2 separate regions of the Homo sapiens genome follow, and region 2 is linked to region 1. A link is an interaction called in ENCODE POLR2A ChIA-PET data of the cell type or tissue named here. Cell type or tissue: MCF 10A. All regions are shown on one strand. Each heading gives the region's core, and the rest is flanking DNA. Links, peaks and the distances in the headings are about the cores only. Region 1 has its middle 14 kb from the start of ADAMTSL1. Region 2 has its middle 200 kb from the start of ADAMTSL1.

What was found. ChIA-PET counts read pairs that join two places held together with the same protein. Peaks named below come from ENCODE experiments on the same cell type or tissue, not always from the same donor. Only the 100,000 strongest peaks of a DNase experiment are listed, where the experiment ranks them.
Region 2: POLR2A ChIA-PET joins it to region 1 with 6 read pairs; 2 of 35 experiments call an interaction of 5 or more read pairs at or near these places.

Annotation. Positions count from the first base shown.
Region 1 is chr9:18,456,484-18,463,870 of GRCh38, forward strand. It overlaps a transcript of ADAMTSL1 not described here. Among named protein-coding and RNA genes, the nearest start is that of ADAMTSL1, 14 kb to the right of the region's middle. In MCF 10A, for the core only: no CTCF peak of the experiment used is centred there; a DNase peak (open chromatin) is centred at 3,638.
Region 2 is chr9:18,271,063-18,278,449 of GRCh38, forward strand. It overlaps a transcript of ADAMTSL1 not described here. Among named protein-coding and RNA genes, the nearest start is that of ADAMTSL1, 200 kb to the right of the region's middle. In MCF 10A, for the core only: no CTCF peak of the experiment used is centred there; a DNase peak (open chromatin) is centred at 3,809.

The sequences.
Region 1 (7,387 bases), core at 1,910-5,909:
GGGGTGTTATGGGAACATAACACCAGGGACATCATTGGCAGCCTGAACAAAGGTAAGTAGAGGCCCTTCCCTTAGTACCTAATGGATTCATTTAAAATTAACTTCTATAAAAGTCTTTCACTGCCTGGATTTCTTTTTATTCGATTACCACATTTCTATTTTGTTTTCTTTTCAATTTAGGAGATTTTTAAATAAGGACTAATTAAATATTAGTGCTCACGCCAACTTGCTTTAATTTCCCTAGAAACCCTGGCTTACCACCTTCCTGTTCACTGTGATCTTGGTTCAAAGGTCATCCCTGAACAGCCACCTCAATCTGATTTGCACTTCAACCCCACCATGAAGCTACTCCTGTTTGCTTTTGGTCATAGCACTCACTGCTATCTGAAATTACCCTGTTCATTTATTTAATTTTTTCCATACCTTTCTCCTCTGGCTGGAATGGAAGCACCACAGAATCAGAGATCTTACGTGGCTATCTCATTCATTCATTTAGCATCTAGAACAGTCCCGGACATAAGTGAGGCCCTCAGTAAAAGTATGCAATTTTTTGTTTTGAAAGAAACTGTTTCATCATCTGTTTATCATTTTGTCACCCCACATTTCAAAATCTTTAAACTCCACACACAGTGAAAAACTACTTTTCTATGCATTTTATTTATATTATACTGGAGTGCTGAAGCCTTCCCAGTTACTGAGCTAATGTTGAGATATTACTTTAAAAAAAGCAAAAAACTATTTTGATAAATGGTTTACAAAAGGGGAATAAATGAGGAATAGTGACACATCAGTTAAAATAAAATCACGGAAAAAATGTTTTATAGACATATATTAAGGAGGGAATAATTTCTTTCTTTTTTTGTTTTTAGAAACAGGGTCTCACTGTCTCCCAGACTGGAATGCAGTGGTGTGATCATGGCTCACTGCAGCCTCAAGCTCCTAGGCTCCAGGGATCCTCCCACCTCAGCCTTCTGAGTGGCTGGCTAGGACTACAATGCATGCGCCACCATGCCTTTTTTTTCTTAGTTTTTGTAGAGACAGTAGCTCACTTTGTCACCCAGGGTGGTGTTGAACTCCTGGCTTCAAATGATCCTCCTGCCTCAGCCTCCTTAAGTGCTGGGATTATAGGCATAAGCCTCTGCACCCGACCAGAAGAATTTCTATATGAGGTGTTTCCACTTCCAGAACTTCCCTTCCTGTCTTCAGGAAAGTAGTATGGGTTCTGAGTCATGCCTTAGACAGAAATGCGGTATGCTGAGGAGGAAAGAGGAGTTAGAGAAAGTGATAATGCTTTTCCTTTCCCCTAAGGATGCAAAAAGAATTCCTAATTGCAGTTTTCTATATGCATATTATACTTCAATACAAAGTTATTCAAAAATCTCTTGTCTGGCCTGTATTCTGTCTAGCTCATGCACAGTCACTGTTAGGCATAGCTGACATCCACCCTCCATCAAGCACTGAATAGGGGTTATACCTGTGTGTATGATCAAATCCATTAGATGGAAGAGATTGAGGTCAGTGATCTTGGCTTCTGGCATTCAGAATCAATGGATCTGTTTGGTGCTTCTTTCCTTTGAAGAAAGAAATCTTTCCATTCATACCCTACTCCTTTTTTTGCAATTGCATGGGATGCCCATAGGATGTTCAGGATTTCATAGAAGTAATTATAGAGTTTGAAGGGACCTTGAAAGGCTGTTTTCATTTAAACCAAGAGTTTTCAAACATTTTTTAGTGTGTCCCACTGGAAGAAATAAATTTTACATGATGACCTAGTGTGTATATACCTACACTGAAACACATACACACACACCTGAAATAAAAGTTTCACCAAACAATACATATCCTTACTATGTGAGATACACTCAATATTTTCTGTTCTACTCTGAACTATTTTTTATACTGGTTGTTACAGATGAAATTGACTTCATGACCTATTAGTGAGTGGATCACTGCCCACAGTTGAAAAATAATGATTTAACCATTCCACAAAACAGCTAATGTGAGATCTGAACAGTTTACCCAGTTTGCCCTAACCTTCCATAGACTTAGGTGTCTTCCTTCATGTCGAGTGTCAAATTCGCAGAGTCAATTATGTCCCATGATAGGTTCTCATTAGCTTATTTCACTAGATTTTCAGAGCATTCTTAGAGGAAAAAGGCTTTCTATTGTGGCTTTATATACCGGGAAAAAGATTCGATCCAGGCAGTGCTCAGTCAGTGAGGATTTTCTCTCCAATGACAAAATCCTGAGTGACTTTAAAAGGCACTGCTTCCCCATGGGTAATTATGGGTAATTTGTTTTTTAAAAAAGAAAACGCCAGAGTCATGAAATTCTAGAGCTTGAAGGGACTTTAACAAATCTAGCCCAGCCCTTTGATTTTATGACAAAAATATTTCCTTGCATGTTCTGAGGAGTTCAGAGCAAAAGTCCTGTTCCCTTATCAACAGTATTTTAAAAAACAGTATTTGCTGCCATAAGCTGACATATATTAAACAGAACCTTTGTGTTTAAAGAAATAACACAGGCCTAAAATTTTCTAGAATTATAGTTTAAAAGGGGGAAAAGGTGGGATCTTATCTTTGCCTTTTAAGGTTGCCATAATAACTGAGTTGGAGAAGCCCTATACTCAAAATCCACATTTGTGCTTGAGACAATAGTCCTATGCACATGGATTTTCCATTATTTAGACATTCATTAAATAAATATTATTTGAGAACTTAGTATCTGTTCTCAAGCAGCTTATGTTATAGTGAAATATAGAATGTTTGTTTTTTATATTACAAATTATATCATCCAGGAAATAATACCTCATAAACAGTGTATCTTTTGTATTTCATTGGTCAGACTTTATTGGTGTTTTATTGGACATAGTTGATGTACCACTCTCGATCCTAGTTTACTAGCATGGACCTAGACCTTTTGATTTCAAGTCCTCTGTTGCACTTGAGGCCTTACCTCACTAGTTATTTTATTTATTCAATAAATATTTATTGACTATCTTAGAATAGTCAAGCTTTGTTCTAGACACTGGAGTTACAGAAGTGAACAGGAGTCACCAAATCTCTGCACCCAGGGAACTTGCCTGCAAAAGAGCCCCATCATGACTTCGTTAATCCAGTCAGTTTACTAACCCCATCTGGCTTAGTTAATCAGACCCTTTGGGAAAGTATTGAACATTGAGCAGTATCAAATTTTACAAAAATTGATTCTCAAATCTCCAGCAGAACTAAGGAGACTAAAGTTTGAGGAGTTAGATGTATTAGGTAACTGTAAAAATTGAGAGCTTATTAACCCACATTGCTGAGTGTTTTGGAAAGCAATTCGTAAATATGGTTCTTCCCATTTGGTTTTAAACCACACAAGAATAATGACATTACTAATCAAAAATTGACAAAGAAACAGGGAGAGAAGAGAAGGATAAAAGGAAAGTGGGAGGAAGGTAGGCTGCAGGGGTGGATGATATCCTCAGAATGAAGAAGCAAGCAAGAATAAAATCAAGATTTGCCGAGAATATTATCTGAGTCATGAATAGACATAGTAACAGGAAAACCTACTAATGCTCTCAACTTGAATAGAGTTGACTCTAGTAGAAAAAGTGGGAAAACTGTTGGCACTCTCATTGCAGAAGTGCATTGTTTTGATGCTCTGACTCAAGTCTTAAGCATGACATTTCATGATCAGCTAAGCCGCTGAGCAACCACACCCTATTCTTGGCAAAAATATATATCATATTACATTACCAAAGAGAGCACAATGGAAAGTTTTTCAAAATAGTAAATAAACACCGTATCTTATTTATAAATCTTGTCAAGATTTTCGAGGACTTGCCCAACTCCACGGCGAAATCCCTGTCTGTTTGCTGCAGAAGATACAGCATGCAGAGTATCTGCCTGAACAGCCAGGTCCTTTTCAATTTCAACTTCTTCAGCCCTAACCAAGGGGGACTATCCTCTTTAGTGGTAAAAGTAGATCCAGGTTTTATGGCTGGAGAGAGTCCAGGGCACTCAAAAGTGAAGCAGACGGTTGTGAAAAATTATTTATGGCAGATTTTGTGATGCCTGTGTTGTACTCTGATTTAATAGGGGGGAAATGAAATCTGAAGCAGAGTGAATTCATTTTCCAAATTTTACTAGGTGTACATGCAGGTTTACACCAGGGTACTATCGCTACGCTCAGCTTCTTTTCATTGCTTTCATACTTTGCAAAAGTAAATTCTTCCCTGAACAGACCAATGAAAATACTGCATTGAGTTACCCATGAGAAGCCTCCAAGACAACACTTTTGACATCCATAGAGTGGACATTTCTTCTGCAACACATACAATGAATGACATCCTCTCTGTATAATGAACAAACTCACATTTCAGTGAAAATCACCCCTCAAGAAAGGAGAATAATAATAAGAAACCTAAATCAAATGGTACCTCAAATTGCTCTTGCAGACTCTTTATAAAAACATTTTATTGGCATGTGAGTGATAACATTGGCCATTTAAAGATATCAGAACACTGTCATTTTGCAAGGAAAATTAAATACATGTGTCCAATCTAATTTTTAACAAATGTAACTTTTAAAGAAAATCCTGATTATTTTTCCACACCTCATTTTTAAAGGGTATATTGCAAATCCAAGAAAGGTGCATCAAGAATAAGCAAAATAAATATTACTTCATTGTTAAGAAACATTTTAGTAAGTATTAGTTTTTACAGATTTTAGTAAATATCAGTACCAAATATTGCGTATATTTTAACATATATTTTAATCAAAATATGTTATTGTTGATAGGAATATTTCATGTGCATCATCTTTTTCTCTTTAATTTTGTGAGGAAATCAAGTCAATTTATCATTATGATTATTTTTCATGTAATTTTTTTAACATTTAATCGACAAAAATTGTATGTATTTATGGTTTACACATGTTTGAAATATATATACATTATTGAATGGCTAAGTTTAGCTAATTAACATATGCATTACCTCACATACATTATTATGGTTCTTATATTATGGTTGATAGACATGTTCAATATGTCATTTTTGTTCACAGACAGGGTAGACATAGATTAATTTTTCTTACCTTTTTATTTAATCTACCTAACCTCTTGTATTATTCCACTGGTATTCTAGAATAAAGTTTAAAGAAAAAAAAATTACATTCAGTTACAAGGCAGTATCTTGCCCTAACCTGTCCAGCGCAGACCTCAGGAGTGAGAGAAGGGAGAAATAAAACAAGGTACTGAACCACAATAGTAGTCTCTGAGGAAGCAGGCAGGAAAGGAAGTCGACACAAAGAAATATCATTTTGCTTCATTGATCCGTTGACTAACAGTTAGAAGATAAATAGTTATCCTTTGACATACATGGGGGAGATTGGTTCCAGGACACGCCCCCTCCACTCCCCCATTCCCTGACATCTTCCCCTTGCCGCATATACTAAACTCCGTGCATTCTCAAATCCAGCACTCTCAAATCTAAAACTCACATATGAAAACTTTCTATATGTGAGTTTTACATCCCATGAATACTGTATTTTCCATCAGCTTTTGGTTGAAAAAAAATCTGTGTATAAGTGGATCTGTACAGTTCAAGCCTTTATTGTTCAAGGGTCAAATGTGAATATGTTTACAAATACAGATGTATATATTTATATAAAGTCTCAACGTGTGCTTAAGGTATACAGAATATAGGTCTACATTTTATATATATGTGCATGTGTTGTGTAAAGTGTTAAAATAGTGAAATGTCCATTATTTATTACTGACTTTAAAAAACTGAATGTAATCAATGTCCTTGAAAACTCCTGTATAGAAATGAATTTATTCCTTCAACGAATACTTGATCATTCAACAAATATTTATTGAGCACTTATTATGTGCTGAGCCCTATGCTACATACTGGGGTACAGTGGTTAACAAAATGGAAATGGTTCCTGTCCTTATGGAGCTTACATTCTAATGAGGGAGAGAGACATTAAATATATAACACAAACAAATATAAATACAAATAAAATTTTTTATATAACTATGACCTTTGATAAGTTCTGTGCAAGAAAACCAATGACAGAAAAGTCCAATTCAGGGTGACAGACCTAGAAAGACCTATCTGTGGAAGGAAATTTTAAGATGATATATGAGCAATCAAAAGGATTTAATCAGTAGAAGAAGGAAAAAGGGGCCGGGCATGGTGGCTCACACCTAGAATCCTAGCACTTTGAGAAGCCAAGGTGGGTGGATTACCTGAGGTCAGGAGTTTGAGACCAGCCTGGGTAACATGGTGAAATCTCATCTCTACTAAAAATGAAAAAATTAGTTGGGCATGGTGGCACGCACCTGTAATTCTAGCTACTCGGGAGGCTGAGGCAGGAGAATCACTTGAACCCAGGAGGTGGAGGTTGCAGTGAGCCGAGGGAGCACCACTGCACTCCAGCCTGGGCGACAGAGTGAGAATCCATCTCAAAAAAATAAAAATAAAAATAAAAAATAAAATAAAAAAATTAAAGAATGAAAAAGGGAGCATTCCAGGCATCAGGAAGAGTAAGTGCAAAGGCTCCAGGAGCACAGACTCATACCCATCTAAGCTAAAATAACCAAATCCAATCGACATATTTGAAAATTTACTCCAGAGAAATATTTCTTTAATATTGGCTTTTCCTTTGAGTGAGGATGGCATTGTTGAAGTAGCATTGGTAAAGCTTGTGTCTTTTTTGAAACTTATGAAAAATTTAGTAATTAGACATGGTTAATCATACTTATTATCACATTGAGTTTCTGCAGTTACTTGGCACAAGATTTAAGAGTTCATACAGGGGAATTTCATTGAGATTGCTTTTACATAAGTAAATTTTGTAATTTTTCTTTTATCGTCTTTTTTCTCTTCTTTAAAAATTTTTTTGTGGTAAATATATGTGATGTGAATTTTACTAATTTAACCATTTTAGGTGTATAGTACTGTGGCATTAAGTATATTCACATTATTGTGCAGCCATCATCTCCATCTATCTTCAGGACTTTTAAAATCTTCCCCTGCTAAAACCCCATACCCCGTTAAACGTTAATTCCCCATTCCCCCTTCCCTCAGGCTCCTAGCAATCACCATTCTACTCCCTGTCTCTATGAATCTTACTACTCTAGGTACCTCAAATAAGTAGAATCCTACATGTCTTCAAGGCTCATCCATGTTGTAACATGTGTCAGAATTTTCTTCCTCTTTAAGGTTGAGTAATATCCCATTGTATGTATATATGGAACATTTTGTTGATCTGTTCATTTGTCAATAAAGACTTGGGTTGCTTTTATTTTTTGCTATTGTATTAATATATAACACTGCTATGAACATGGGCGTACAAATATCTGTTTGAATCTCTACTTTCATTTCTTTTGTGTATAT
Region 2 (7,387 bases), core at 2,085-6,084, 190 kb before region 1:
GTTTATTGTTGTAAACAGTGGAATTTGGGAACTTATCTGTTCTAGTAACTAACATTGCTCTAACAAATAGAGGAGATAATAAAAATGTCACAAAGGTATTATGAAATCAGATTTTTATATACATATATATTTATTATACTTTAAGTTCTAGGGTACATGTGCACAACGTGAAGGTTTGTTACATATGTATACATGTGCCATGTTGGTGTGCTGCACCCATTAACTCGTCATTTACATTAGGTATATCTCCTAATGCTATCCCTCCCCACTCCCCCCACCCCACAACCCGGTGTGTGATGTTCCCTTCCTGTGTCCAAGTGTTCTCATTGTTCAATTCCCACCTATGAGTGAGAACATGCAGTGTTTGGTTTTTTGTCCTTGTGATAGTTTACTGAGAATGATGGTTTCCAGCTTCATCCATGTCCCTACAAAGGACATGAACTCATCATTTTTTATGGCTGCATAGTATTCCATGGTGTATATGTGCCACATTTTCTTAATCCAGTCTAACATTGTTGGACATTTGAGTTGGTTCCAAGTCTTTGGTATTGTGAATAGTGCCGCAATAAACATACATGTGCATGTGTGTTTATAGCAGCATGATTTATAATCCTTTGGGTATATACCCAGTAATGGGATGGCTGGGTCAAATGGTATTTCTAGTTCCAGTTCCCTGAGGGATCACCACACTGTCTTCCACAATGGTTGAACCAGTTTACACTCCCACCAACAGTGTAAAAGTGTTCCTATTTCTCCACATCCTCTCCAGCACCTGTTGTTTCCTGACTCTTTAATGATCGCCATTCTAACTGGTGTGAGATGGTATCTCATTGTGGTTTTGATTTGCATTTCTCTGATGGCCAGTGATGATGAGCATTTTTTCATGTGTCTGTTGGCTGCATAAATGTCTTCTTTTGAGAAGCGTCTGTTCATATCCTTCGCCCACTTTTTGATGGGGTTGTTTGTTTTTTTCTTGTAAATTTGTTTGAGTTCTTTGTAGATTCTGGATATTAGCCCTTTGTCAGATGAGTAGATTGCAAAACTTTTCTCCCATTCTGTAGGTTGCCTGTTCACTCTGATGGTAGTTTCTTTTGCTGTGCAGAAGCTCAAAGCTGGAGGCATCACACTACCTGACTTCAAGCTATACTACAAGGCTACAGTAACCAAAACAGCATGGTACTGGTACCAAAACAGAGATATAAACCAATGGAACAGAACAGAGCCCTCAGAAATAATACTACACATCTACAACTATCTGAACTTTGACAAACCTGACAAAAACAAGAAATGGGGAAAGGATTCCCTATTCAACAAATGGTGCTGGGAAACCTGGCTAGCTATACGTAGAAAGCTGAAACTGGATTCCTTCCTTACACCTTATACAAAAATTAATTCAAGATGGATTAAAGACTTAAATGTTAGACCTAAAACCATAAAAACCCTAGAAGAAAACCTAGGCAATACCATTCAGGACATAGGCATGGGCAATGAAATCAGATCTTTTTCCTATTCTCTGTTTTTGTTGAAATTTTTGGATTTAAACAGTGAAGGCAGGTTTTGAGTCATATTTCAGTTGTAGGATTTCTAAGAGAAGGCACACATGTTTCCTGGATACTGACCTATTCCTACCTACCACTTCACAGAAAAATGGTTTTCCTAGACATTGTGTTCACCCTAGAGGCTCATCTCTCTTCAGCAGACCTGGCCCTCTCTTAACCATTTTTTCCACTCAATTTCCATCTCCTCCGTGAAGCCTTTCCTTAGTACTAAAGAGATCATTTCTTTCTTTGAGCTCATAGCAGTTAAAATCTGCACCAACCTTTGTTTTGCCTTATGTACTGCCTAATGAGAGAACTCATATTAGTATATTATTTTTAATGGGTAAGTGCATTATTTCTTTGAATTATAAAGTAACAGTGGGGGAGAATAATAAAATGTTTTAAGTAATTGGCATTAAAATACTGAAAATAGACACTCATTCTTTTGTGTGCAGAAGGATGGTTGCAGGGACCAAAAGGTCCAGGTTATTTTATACCTTGTGGAGTCTCACTCTGTTACCCAGGCTGGAATGTGGTGGTGTGATCTTGGCTCACTGCAACCTCTCCCTCCCAGGTTCAAGTGATTCTCGTGCCTCAGCCTCCCAAGTAGCAGGGACTACAGGCAGGCACCACCATGCCTGGTATATTTTTTGTATTTTCAGTAGAGACGGAGTTTCACCATGTTGGCCAGTTTAGTCTCAAACTCCCAACCTCAAGTGATCCGCCCGCGTTGGCCTCTCAAAGTGCTGGGATTGCAAGAGTGAGTCATCACGCCCGGCCACCTCACAGTCATATTGACATCCATAGTAGAACACTTTTAGTTGTGTTATTGGATATAGCTGTCTCTGAGCCTTTTATGTTCTCACAAAAATTAAGACTTTTATTTGTAAGCAGAAAAGAGGAAAATTGGTAAGGGGCAGTGCAGGCATTTCTAGTAATTTTGGTTCTGCAGGCCCCCTGGTTACATTTATCTTCCAAATTTGAAAATATATTCTCAACAAATTTAGTCCTCGGCATCATTCTTATTCTACCACTGAGAGTGTCAAGTGTGGTACCATTAGGATGGCAATTTTATGTGTTGATCCCGCCTAAAAGCCAAATTCAGATTCATTTCACTCACAATGCCAACCATGTGGTCAACTTCATCCAGTTCCTTGGTTGTAACCTAGATTTCAATGGACAAAATGTAATGTGAAGGCTCCATATCTTATTACCTAATTCTGAGTGATCAGTCTTCCACTGTTGAGTATCAAATATCTACATTTATCATACCAGATCTTAATCATTGTCAACTGTGCAGAAAGATCCTTAGAGATTTTTTTATGCATTAAATTCTGGAAATTCTCAGGTACGTTTCCCTAAAATGCGTAAATCCTGCTGCTGTCCTGTGTGCATACATACAAATCATAATTTAAATGACCTATTTAAACTTTAGGTTTAGATAATTTGGAGGGTGAGTCTAGAATGAAGCTATGGAAGAGAAATTTTGAATGAAGGAATTTAGATATCTCTCACTTGTATTGCAAAAGCAAGAAGTGTGAGTTCTCATTCATGCAGTTTAGTCTGATTATTCCAGGTGTGTCATGGGAAGAAAGCTCGAATCTTTATCCCTATCGCTACGCATGGTTTATTTGATGCATTCGTAAAAATGTAGGTAATATCTAGTGCTCTTTCTTCTTGCATATTAAGCTTTGATTAACATATGGTAATAATGTAGCGTTGTTGAGTTGTCCAAATCTTAAAAAACATGAAATATGGAGTACAAAATCACACATGTGCAAACTGAGCTAATATTTCTTTCCCCCAAATAAGCAAGTTTTTCATCTAGATTATTTTCAGTTATAGAAATTGATTATATCCTCATGAAAAGAGTTAGTAGTTTGAAAAGAAATCTGCAATGTCTGAGGTATTTCATAATACAACAGAAATAGGCAAAATAAAAAGAAAATTTGTACTTAATGCAAAAAAAAATATTCATTATGCTCATTTAGAGAGAAACAAGTCTGAAAAATTTCAGCACCAAGGTTAATTTTTATTATATAATAAGTGCACAAAAACAGAGTTTGGAAAAGGCATGATTTTCAACCACTTTTTCTAGCATTAAGACTAAAATAAAAAAACTAAAATGAGGCAAATCGTTGCAAAAGAGACTATTATAAAAGATAGTAAGTAAATGTACACAGCATTCATTATATCATCCTGTTTGCAGCACTGCATTTGAGATTGTGTCAGCACTTCCATTGTAAGCCTGTACTTTGAGGAATTTGGAATTTGGCCAATAAAAGATCATTCTGAACTGAAAGTTGGCACAGAAAATTTCCTCCCATGAGCAAAAGTTGTTTTCATTATTTCTTCTTCATCATTGTCTTCTTTTTTCTTTCCTTTTTACAAAATTCCATGAAACCTCATCTGGTTGCTTTTAAGCTTGGATATCTAAAGTAAGAGAGCCAACCCAATGATTTGAAGACAATACATCTTTTGTCCATCTGGGCAAAATTTGTATTTGGCATTTTATGTGAAAGAGCCATACAATTCAATTGGGAGTATTTAAAGAAAGAGTAAAAACTAATTTCAAAAGACCTCTTAGTCATTACCTCTAATAATGAAGTTAAAAGGAACAAAATGAGGGTGAGAGAGAGCTTATTCACTTACTCCCATTATTGTGCGCATTACTTTATAGCTATTAATAAAAACTGTTCTTCACAGCACTTCTGCATAGTTTCATACCCATTTATTTTACAGCTTTATTGATGTATTTTATATATACAATAAAATTAGCCCATTTTAAGTGTACAGTTCTATGAGTTTTGGTAAATATGAATAGTCATCCAACTATCACCAACCACAGTCAAGTTTCAGAACAATTTCATCAGCACAAAAAGTTCTCTTATTCTACTTACCAGTCATTGCCCATCCCTAATCTCACCTTAGCCCTAGGCAACTACTGATCTGGTTTTTTTTGCCACTACAGATCTGCCTTTTCTAGAATTTTCTGTAAATGAAATCAGATAATATATAATGTATTACGTCTAAATTGTTTCACATAGCATGTTTTTGAGGGCCATCTGTCATCTTTAATGTATCAGTAGTCTATTCCTTCGTATTGCTGAGTAGTATTTCATTGTTTAGATGTACCAGAATTTGTTAATCCTTTAGTGAGTCATAGACATTTGGGGCTATTTCCAGTTTGAGACTATTATTAATAAAACTGTTATTACATACTTGTGTGCAGGTCTTTATGTAGGCGTGTTTCTACTTCTCTTGGGTAAATCCTACCTCAGGGTAGGATTGTAGGCTCCTATGATAAATGCATGTTCAAATTTATATGGAACTGCCAAACTCTTTTCAAAAGTGGATGTGCCATCTTGCATTTCCACCAGCAATATATGAGGGTTCTGGTTTCCCTACAAGTGTCTCTTCTGAAAGTTTCTTACTTAAAGTCTATTTTATCTGATACAGGTTTAGCCACCAAAAGTCTTTAGTTATCCCAGTGGTTGTGTACTGATACCCAACTGTGCTTATTTGCCATTTGTATATTTTTTTTAATGAGTTGTTTTTTCAGACCTATCACCCCTGCCCCTTTTTTATTGGGTGTTTGTCTTTTTATTATTAAGTTGAACGGCTTCATTAAATATTTTAGAAAAGAGTTCTTTGTCAGATATATGTTTAGCAAATGTTTTATACTAACGTGTTGCTTCCCATTCCATATTATTAATGGTATTTTTGATCAGCAAAACTTTTAAGTTTTATGAAGTGCAATGTATATATTTTCATTTATGGTTTATTTACTATGTGTCCTATGAAAACTTTGCCTAACTCAAGTTCTCTAAGATTTTCCCATTTTCTTCTCAAAGTTTTATAGTTTCAGCTGTTAGGTTTGGGTCTCTCATATATTTCAAATTAACATGTGTGTTATTCCATTTTGCATCTCTATAAGGGAATACCTGAGGCTTGCTAATTTAGCAAGATGAGAGGTTTATTTTGGCTCACAGTTCTGCAGGCTGTACAAGAAGCGTGCTGCCAGCACCTGCTTCTGGTGAGGTCTTCAGGAAGCTTACAATCAGGGCAGAAGGCAAAGGGGGAGGAGGTGGTGTATATCACATGATGAGAACAGGAGCAAGAGAGGAGGTAAGAGGTGCCAAGTTATTTTAAACAGCCAGATCTGGCATGAACTAATAAAGTGAGAACTCACTCATTATGGTGAGAATAGCACCAAGCTATTCATGGAAGACCCACCCCCAGGACCCAAACTCCTCTCACTAGGCCCACCTCCAACACTGGAGGTCACATTTCAACATGAGATTTGGAAGGGATAAAACATCCAAACCATATCAATGTGTATGCTGCATCCAGTTTTGTTGGTCTCAAGATTTTTAAATTTCCCTTTTAATTTCTTCTTTGACCGATTGGCTATTCAAGAACATGTTTGATTTCAATGTATTTGTGAATTTTCCAAGATTTCTCTTGTTATTTGTTTCTAGTTTCATACTATAGTGGCTAGAAAAGATACTTGATATGATTTTCATCTTCTTACATTTGAGACTTGTTTTGTGACTTCACATATGATCTATCCTGCATAATGTTCTTTGTTCACTTGAAAATAATATGTATTCTGCTGCTGTTGGATGCAATATTCTGCATATGTGTGTTAAGTCCCTTTGGTCTAAAGTGTTGTTCAAGTCCACAGTTTCCTTGTTGATTTTCTGTCTGGATGATCTATCCATTATTTAACATGCCATGTTAAAGTCCCCTATTAATATTGTATTGCTGTCTATTTCTCCCTTCAGTTCTGTTAATAATATTTGGTTTATATATTTAAATGCTCCTGTACTGGGAACATATATATTAAATACTCCTCTACTGGGAACATATATTTATGGTTTTTATATTGTCTTGATGAGTTGACTTCTTTATCATTATATAATGACCTTCTATGTTGTTTGTGATAGTTTTTAACTTAAAGCCTATTTTGTCTCATGTAAGTTTAGCCACCTCTGCTCTCTTTTTGTTACCAGTTACATGGGCTGTTTCTTTCTATCCCTACTCTTTCAGCTATGTGTGACTGTAAAGCTAAAGTGAGTCTCTTGTAGGCAAAATACAGTTAGAACTTTTTTCAGTCCTTTCAGTCATCCTATGTCTTTTCACTGGAGAATTTAATCTATTTACAATTTAAATAATTGCTGATAGGTAAAGACTTACTACTGCCAGTGTGGTAATTGTTTTCTGACTGCTACTTATTTCTGAAGGAACAAGTAATTTATTCTATTATTCCTCTCTTGTTGTCTTCCTTTGTGATTTTGATGATTTTTTTTGTAGTGGAATGGTTTAATTTCTTTATCTTTTTTGTATTTACTATCTGTGTCATTATCGTGAAGCTTACATAAAATATCTTACAATAGTCTATGTTGAACTGATAATTACTTCAACTTCATATAAAAACTCTCCACTTTAATTATTCTTCCCCTACATTTTATGTTATTAGTGCTGCAATTTTCATCTTTTATATATTGTGTATTCATTAGGAAACTATTTTATAGTTATTTTTAATACTTTATCATTAAACTTTTATAAGAATCAAAAGGTATTTATGCACTACCATTATGGTATTAAAGTATTCTGAATTTGACTTTTGATGTTTATAGTGGTTTTTATACTTTCATGTGTTTCATATTGTTAAGTAGCATTGTTTCGTTTTAACTTGAATAATTCCCTTTAGCATTTCTGGTACAGCAGGTCTAGAGGTAATGAACTTCCACAGCTTTTGTTTGTCTAGGAAAGTCTTCATCTCTCTTTTGTTTCTAAAGAATAGCCTTGCCTGGTACAGTATTGTTGGTTGGCAGTTATTTTTT